Regions from separate parts of the Homo sapiens genome. Here all the other regions are linked to region 3. The links are chromatin contacts, found by Hi-C or POLR2A ChIA-PET in ENCODE. All regions are on one chromosome and are shown on one strand. Each heading gives the region's core, a stretch centred on a gene start or an enhancer-like site at or near the end of the contact. The rest is flanking DNA. Distances are from core to core; before and after follow the strand shown.

Region 1 (2,700 bases), core at 77-2,576, 48 kb after region 3:
TGTCATTTTAGAAATAGCAACACTAAAGCCCAGGGTGGCCCAGACTTATCCAGTTACACCTAAGACACTGGCAAATGACTGAAGATAGGATTTGTTTGCTAGAAATAATTGATAAACGTCTTCAATACCATCAAGTGCTCTCCCTTACCATCATATCTTTGTGAAATTCTTATAATAAGATAAAATGCTTTCAGTGTTTTAAAGGATACCAGATGAAATAAATCTTACTCCAGTTCACCAAGACCTACACACAGCTCTCATGAACCTTTAGAACAGAGCTGTGCAAATAAAGATTCACATTTCACTTGGAGCATGGCCAAGAATGATGGAAAGTAATCAAAGAGCATTTAGCGTTTATTGTGTGTTCCACCACACCGTGCTGCCTCATATGTAACTACATTCAAAACCATTGTTCCTTGGGATTCTCTACTGAGAACATTTAATCGTATACACGGCTGCTGTCAAGTGGCTGTTTCAAAGAGACCCCTCCCCACGCCTAGTCAAGTTAAAGCGAATCCCTCTCAGTCCTCGCTGCTCATAAAGCACATAAAAAAATTAAACTCCAGCTTCCTATCTCCAAGTGCTTAAAGACTCCCAAGCAAAACCTCCTTTTTGAAGTGCTGAAAGAACAATTGGTTCTCAGAAAGTAGATCTGCTGCTGAAAGGCCAACTGACTACCTCAATAACTGCAGTGGAGGCCTCCTGGAACCCTGGGAGCCTGGGCTGAGCTCCCTCTTAGGAAAACAGCCCCTGCACAAGCCTGGCTCAGGGGCACATAGACTGGGAGAGACTTTCATGACTCTGGCAACTCATGCTCTCTAGTTGCCGTGAAAGGTCAGGCTGGCCTTGGGAAGTGAAGCCAAGAATAGTTTGATGCTTTTCCACTGGGAGGTTTGGTCCCCAGAGAGGACTATTCTTGGAGGGAATACATAGTTTACAGTGTCCAGGCAATGGGGGCTGGGGTGTTTCTTGATAATATCTGAGTGCCAAGGCAGGAACTGTGTCCTATTTGTGTAAGAATCTTTAGCATCTCACCTAGTGCCTAGTACATAACAGGATCACAGTGGGTGCTTTTGGAGTGAATGAATAAACAGAACGTAGTTAATCCCAAAATAAAAGAGATCCTCTAAATTTCTTTGCACAGAGTTCTTAATATAGTCAGTCACAGGGACTGCCTCCTGGTTCTAGCTGTCAACAAAACTGGGCCTATTATGAGCATGGCTCTGCATCCTTCATCTTGCACAGAGCTGGTACACTGTGGACCTTTAACTCACCTCAAATGATAACCACAGGAAGTGGTATACCTGCTAATGCACATGTCAGGAAGAGGCTCAGGGCTGTGGTTTCTCTGTGTGTGTGTATTTTTCCCCAAGTAGGTTTTTAAAATTCAAAACTTATGACTTGAATTTGATATTTAATAAACCAATAATATTAACTCTCTTTCTTGCCCTGTTGTATACAAGAATAGTGCTCTGAGATTATTTTCATCTGGGAATAGAGTTGCACTATTGCTATTGGGATTAAAGCCATAAAAGTGATTTTGCCTTTTTGTAGGTGATTCTATAAATAGATCATGGAACTGTAACCATGGAAGGCTCTTCAGAGGGATAAACCTGTGAGTGTGATCACATTTACAGTTATGCAGGCATGTGTAGGCATGTGAAAATTACAGCTTTTAACATAATTCTCAAGTGATATAGTCCTGTTGTATTTTTGCTGAGAATGTTTCATTTTGCTTCTTGATTCAGATACACTTATTAGGATTCCTTAGGCCAAAGGTTGGCAAGCTTTTTCTGTAAAAGACTTGCTCCTAAATATTCTATGTTTTGCAGGCCATATGGTCTCTGGTCTCTTCTGGGGCTACTCAGCTCTGTGGCTTGAGAGCAGCCACAGACACTACATATATGAATGAGCACGGCTGTGTTCCAATAAAACTTTATTTATGGACACTGGTTTACTAGAATTTTATATAATTTGTATGTATCATAAAATATTATTCTTCTAAATACCTAATGTAAATGACGAGTTGATGGGTGCAGCAAACCAACATGGCACATGTATACCTATGAACAAACCTGCATGTTGTGCACATGTACCCTAGAACTTAAAGTATAATAATAAAAAAAAAACCAGGCCCGACTTTAACATAATAAAAAAAATATTATTCTTCTTTGGATTTTTTTGGCCCTTTAAAAGTGTAAAGTTATTCTTAGCTCATGGGGTACACAAAAACAGGAGGCATGCTAGATCAGATCTGAGGGCTGTGACTGGCTGACCCCTGCCTTGGACTTCCTCAATAAAACTACCCCTGAACTTCATTTGCTGACTGATTCCATTTAGATGTGTCCATGGTAATTTCTACCACCTGGGGTCAAGCATTCACTGGCACTGTTCTTGGCTGCCACTGTGCAAATAGTCCTACCAGTCAGACACCTGGAATTTCTGTCTTTTACTCCCATTTTTAAAGTAGAGTCAAAAAAGGCACTTTGGGCCAGGGAATCTGGCATAATCAAAAGGACCGGATCATACAACTTAGAAGCACAGAGAAGTTAACTTCTAATGGGGCAAACTTGGACCAATGAAACAGGAGATGGGAAGGAGCCAAATTCTTCCTTCCTCACTCCCATGGTAACAGTTTCTCATACACACTTTTTTGAGGCATCCTGCCTGAATGTTTGCATCTGCTGAATGATGTGTTAT
Region 2 (2,700 bases), core at 170-2,669, 39 kb before region 3:
GCATGGGACACCATGCCCGGCCCTCACCCTTCATCTTACTACCTTGCCTTATTTTCTTTACAGCACTTTTTACTGCTTAAAAATACAGAATATATTTATTTGCTTCCATGTTTATTTTTTACTTCCTTAACAGAATATAAGCTCTCTGAGGGCAAGGATTTTATCTTTTCCAGCTATAACCCTAACCTTTAATACAGTGCCTGTCACATAAACAAATACTGAAAAAAAAGCTATTTGGATTATTGAATGACTGAGAAAGCGAATTTTCAATGGGATTTCACATGCTGGATCTCTTGGCATATGGAATGTGGATGGAAGGAAAAAAACGTGTTATTCTCTGATTCACTAGGCCTTCCTTAGGGTAGGGACAAACTTAAATCTTGCTCTTCTGTGAGCAGATTTAAAAGAGAGTCAATGGAAGACAGTCTGTGATATTTAGGAACGTCTGTAATCTCCAAAGTGAGGAAAAGAAGAAGTTTCAAATGTCAGTGATAAATGTGGAGAGGGAAAACATTGGAACACAGCAGTGCATCTCTCTGGTCATACAACATGACAGAGTCGCTTCAACAATTTCATCTCTTGTGCCCAGGGAAAGGCATTGAGCTCCATATCAGATGTGAGTTCAAGTTTTGCCTTTGTTCTCATCAGCTCCTGCAAACCTAGGCAAGGCACAGATACCTGGGCCTGATTTTTCACTGGTGAAATGGGAAGGATAATGAAAGGAGAAAATAATTTTTATTAAGTCTTACTGTCTTCTAAGCCCTAAGTACATATCTGCCTGTATTATTTGGTTTAGTTCTTATGATAATCCCCCATTGCTACACCCTTCTCCACCCCAACCCTGTGCTACAGATAAAGATACTGAAACTCAAGAGGGATTTGATAATAGTAGTAATTATGAAAAGGCACACATGTAGCCAGTGACAGAGCTGGTATTAAAGCTTCATGTCAATTTGAGCTTGCAGCTCATGGTTTTAACGGCTGTGCTATGGGGTTTTCCCTTCAATATGATTGGGAGAACAAAACGAAGTCACCTTCCAGCTCTAATAAAACGTATCACACCCTCTTGTAATTGTTATGAACACATATGCCTCCTCCATCAGAGTCAAAGTTGCAAACCTGTCCATAATTCAATTCAAAGTTGCAAACGTGTCCATAATTCACCTTTGTGTCTCCATTATCTAGCACAGAGCCTGGTTCATAATAGGTATTTTTAAAAAATGTCCGTCTCTCTTTCCTGGCACCTTTCCTTGCTTTCCTTTTCTCTGGTGACAGAAATTACATTTGCCATAACCCACAGGGTCATAACAAAGACATTCCTGGGGAAGGAGTGAGAAGCAGAGCACAATCGTCAAGTCTCTTTCTTTCAACCTGCTGATAAACCACACTGCTGTTCCAACTCCTGCAAATCCAGCTTTGCCAAGAACTTTGTGTGCTTTCCACAGCAGGTTGGTGTGAATGCTATGTTTAGAACACAACCGTAAGTAGTCAGGGGTTTTAAAATTCTAGAAAGTATTGTTAGTTTTGTCCAAACACAGAGCTTGGCCTCAGTAACTTTGCAAGGTACAGGAACAAGACCCCTGCCCACACAGTGTATTTGGATTCAACAATGTTAATTTCACATAAGGGAAAAAGGGCTCTATGATTCCAGGACCAAGAGGTGGAGATTCAACAAATACTATAGGATACACAAGTTTTAGAAAATATAGGTTTTTTTTATTGCCACCTACTGTTGAAGTTATGACGGAAATAATTTATAATTCTTATTTATTTTCTTGCTTCTTTATTAAGGCCCCAAAGAGAAATGTAAACAGATGTTCTCAGCTACATGTTTTTGTTTATTAATTTTTCAAGTTTATTATTTGTGCAATACGTAATTTCTCTTTGAATCCTTTTATTTGTATAGATAGTAAATAATGATGTGAGAGTCAACACACCAGGATGAATGAATCATTCCTGGGGACTAGAGAACTGCCACTCATTTTACAGATAGAAGAGAATAAAATTTCAAGAATGTGAAATGGCATGCTTTACAACAGTAGATTGGACAGTCAGGAGCAAGGCTGAGAAACAAAGGCCAAACCTCAATAGTCTCTCATCAATTAGTAATCAGAATCAGATTTTGTGAAAGTCCATTGGAAAGAAAACAAGAAATCTGGCTAATACTTCAAATGAAAAGTATGCTTGAGGAGTATTGAATTGTTTGCCTTGGCTGCCATCTGCCTTTTAAATGGCCTTGACCCAATAGGCAGTTGGGAACCGTAAGGCTGATCTCCTACTCCCTAAGCAAATGAGACTTCACTGCAGTTAAAAGAGGTTGAGTACCAGGAAAGGAGAGGATGTGCCAAACCATTTACTTTTTTATTAATTTCACTTCTTGGCCGATAAATGGCCATTACTTTGGAAATTTAAAAAGTCATTCTGTTGTAGAAAGGTACCAATTGTAGAAAGAGGCAAATAAGTTTACTTCTTTTTATTTTCTTTTTGACGGAGTCTCGCTCTGTCACCAGGCTGGATTACAGTAGTGCGACCTCAGCTCACTGCAACCTGCACCTCCCAGGTTCAAGCGATTCCCCTGCCTCAGCCTCCCAAGTAGCTGGGATTTCAGGGGCACACCACCATGCCTGGCTAATTTTTTGTATTTTAGTAAAGACGGGTTTCACTATTTTGGCCAGGCTGGTCTTGAACTCCTGACCTCGA
Region 3 (2,700 bases), core at 158-2,657:
AAACAAAATCTTGGTGGAAAGAGCTAGAAAAAATTCCTTGTTTCCTGATGAAAATCTGCCTTCTGTCTTTATAGAGTTCTTGAGTCAGAAAAATTAAACTGAGCTGGATAATATACACCGCATTGTCCTCCAGGAAAGTGTTTTACCAAATAGCAATTCCCCTCACTTTATCTTTGGCTCAAGTTTTTCTAAAAGAGAAAAGACTGTCTATATTTTAAATATATGTTCTGTTTAGCAGAGAGAGAGAGAGAATCAGTTAGGAATATGGTCCAACAAGTTTATCTAAACTTTTGCAATTGTTTGTAGCAAAACTCTTTGCCCAGTGAATTTGTTCTCATTCATTCTGTGCATCCACGTGCAGACTTCTGTGAACAGACAGTTCAAGAATTATGTGACAGGAGACATCTTTGGCATTAGAACATGGAGTCCTATAAATCTATCAGGGAAATCTATTGCCAAACAATTTAGCAGCTAGAAAATTTGTGTGGTTCAGGTAAGAATCAGCCCAAGGCTTTGGGCTGAAGTGCATGCCATCCAAAGGTCATTGAAAGCCCTGCAAAAATTAACAGGGGAACATAAAACTAAATACTTCATATTCTTACTTATACATGGGAGCTAAATGATACGAACTCAAGAACACAAAGAGGAGAACAGACACTGGGACCTACTTGAGGTTGGAGGGTGGGACAAAGGTGAGGGTCAAAAACTACCCACTGGGGACTATACTTGCTACCTGGATGATGAAATTATTTGTACACCAAACCCCAGTGACATGCAATTTACTCATGTAACAAACTTGCACTTGTACACCCTGAATTTAAAATGAAAGTTGAAAAGTAAAATAAATTAAAAATATAGTAGTTGCCTTTAGAAAACTTAAAAAAAAAAAAAAAATTAAGACCCTGCAAGGAGACAGCAGCTCTTCAGTGGGCTCCCTCAAGCAGCAGTTCCCTAATGCCCATTCTTGGACTGGAGCAGGGTTACCACACAGTGTTCACCAGCCTAAGGATTTCAATCTGGAGGAAAACAAGGACCATACTGGTGGTTTCTTATAAACCAATTTGTAGTCATCTGGGGAACGAATTCAAATGTCCTACTTTCTAAAAATAGTAGTGCTAATAAGTAGTGTTTGTAGGTTGGTTTTTCTTAATGTCTTTACTTAGTACAATTAAAATGTTGCCAATCTTATGCCAAAGCATCCAGTTCTTTAATTGTTAATTTTACCTTAGATTCCTAGACTGGTAACCCTAATGTAACAGATGTAATAGTTTTTAATATCTAGATTCTGTCAGCTCTAGCTCTGTGTCCTCAATCCACAAATATCCCTTGCATGTGAAATCTATTAACTTTTTGCCCCTGAGGATATCTCTTCAAGGAAATAATAACTAGCTCCTGGCTTCACTGGGGTCATGTGCAAATGAAAGCACAGGCTGCTCCCTGTAGCCTCAAGCTTGTTCTGGACTGGTAGATGATGAATCATTGCACTCCTCTTCATGTGCAGAAAGTAACACCTAAACATTTGACATAGGATCAGCATCTGCATCATGGATGCCTCATGACAAAAGGCCTCTCTCCTGCATCCTTCTAGACAATGACAAGAAAGAAAATGGAAAACAGTATACAAATAGGTAAAATCTTTTTCTTTAGATGAAAAAGTATTCTTTTTTTCATTAGAAAACAAGAACATTTTAGCATTCACCTAGTTTATTACAGCTACAAACATTTTTGAGCTTATATGTAGTGATCACAGTTAGCACAGGTTTTCTGCTTTCTGTTTCGTAGTTGCTATGATCTTATCCTTATTCGATTACAGGACAATTATAGGTCATATCAATCTTTTAAAACTAATGGATTTTAAAACATTTCATAAACAAATCCTGGTTTCTGAACGGCATTGCCTAGGATGTTTTTCCTTTTGTTTTAGTTTTCCTTCAAAATAGAAAGAAAATCTCTTTCTGTTTATTTCCTTCCTAAACAGAAGAAAATATAGCATAAGAAAGACATTCACTTGTAGTTTACATTGTCCTATAAAATACATGGTACTAAATTGTGGGCTATCACACTTGTTTATCTCAAAGTATTTCAAGCGATGAGTATCAAACTGGCTCCTTGATATATAAGTGTATGTATAGTCTCTGTGTGAGAGAGAGAGAAAAAAAAATGAAGAGATTTTTAGTCTTTGTCTTGTTTCTTTTGGATTCAAAAAGAAAAGAGAAAACAATATTATATCTCTGCTTTAATTTGTATATGTGTACAGAGAAAGCGCTTTGCATATATGTGAGGCTTGTTTCATGCAAAATAGCATTGACAAGGTGATCTTCATAGACAGAAGAGGGAAGTCAGGGAGACAGTCATCGAAATAGAATTGTATGCACATACTGTCACACATCCCCTCATGATAGAGACAGCACCAGTATCGGGGAGCAGAGAGCAACTGTGTGTAAACGTGCTTGAGGTCCTGTGAAAGGCAGGGCAGTAAAGTCTGTTTAGAGTATATGACTGCACTTGCTTCCTGTGGTCCAGAAGTGAAAGCAAATAATCTATTATAGGAGTCCTTATCCCTTCTGGGAAACAACATTTCTGGTCTGACCAAGAGATAAATAAATTTGAGGGCAGAAGCATGGAGAGGATGGGTCAGTTTTTGTGATAGAATTTCTGGCAAAGACTGCTAATTATTACAAGAAGCCTTTGTATTTTTTT

The links. Hi-C counts contacts between places; a loop is a spot of excess contacts on that map. ChIA-PET counts read pairs that join two places held with the same protein, here RNA polymerase II (POLR2A). Pooled maps may share reads with other maps.
Region 1: a map of heart left ventricle shows a loop between it and region 3 (2.3-fold over the local background). The contact joins two enhancer-like sites. A Hi-C loop is called at or near these places in 2 of 168 maps with a recorded cell type or tissue (both heart left ventricle) and 1 of 50 pooled maps. POLR2A ChIA-PET finds 5 or more read pairs at or near these places in 2 of 52 experiments (MCF 10A and activated T-cell).
Region 2: a loop to region 3 is called in a map of G401, with 10 times the contacts of the local background. The contact joins two enhancer-like sites. A Hi-C loop is called at or near these places in 3 of 168 maps with a recorded cell type or tissue (G401, HCT116 and endothelial cell of umbilical vein). POLR2A ChIA-PET finds 5 or more read pairs at or near these places in 4 of 52 experiments (A549, HepG2, IMR-90 and 1 more).

Annotation. Positions count from the first base shown.
Region 1 is chr3:30,352,842-30,355,541 of GRCh38, reverse strand. It overlaps a transcript of LOC101927995 not described here. Among named protein-coding and RNA genes, the nearest start is that of LINC01985, 160 kb to the left of the region's middle. RefSeq lists a silencer at 251-545. Within about 2 kb of position 1,326, at least 12 of the 41 ENCODE cell types and tissues checked have a DNase peak (open chromatin) inside an H3K27ac peak, as active enhancers do.
Region 2 is chr3:30,439,755-30,442,454 of GRCh38, reverse strand. The region is part of intron 4 of LOC101927995 (a long non-coding RNA gene); the gene reads right to left. It overlaps LOC105377013 (a long non-coding RNA gene), which reads left to right. Exons shown (of 4, transcript XR_940683.2): 3 at 1,301-1,448. Among named protein-coding and RNA genes, the nearest start is that of LINC01985, 78 kb to the left of the region's middle. RefSeq lists a silencer at 1,184-1,478. Within about 2 kb of position 1,419, at least 10 of the 41 ENCODE cell types and tissues checked have a DNase peak (open chromatin) inside an H3K27ac peak, as active enhancers do.
Region 3 is chr3:30,400,901-30,403,600 of GRCh38, reverse strand. The region is part of intron 4 of LOC101927995 (a long non-coding RNA gene); the gene reads right to left. Among named protein-coding and RNA genes, the nearest start is that of LINC01985, 120 kb to the left of the region's middle. Within about 2 kb of position 1,407, at least 2 of the 41 ENCODE cell types and tissues checked have a DNase peak (open chromatin) inside an H3K27ac peak, as active enhancers do.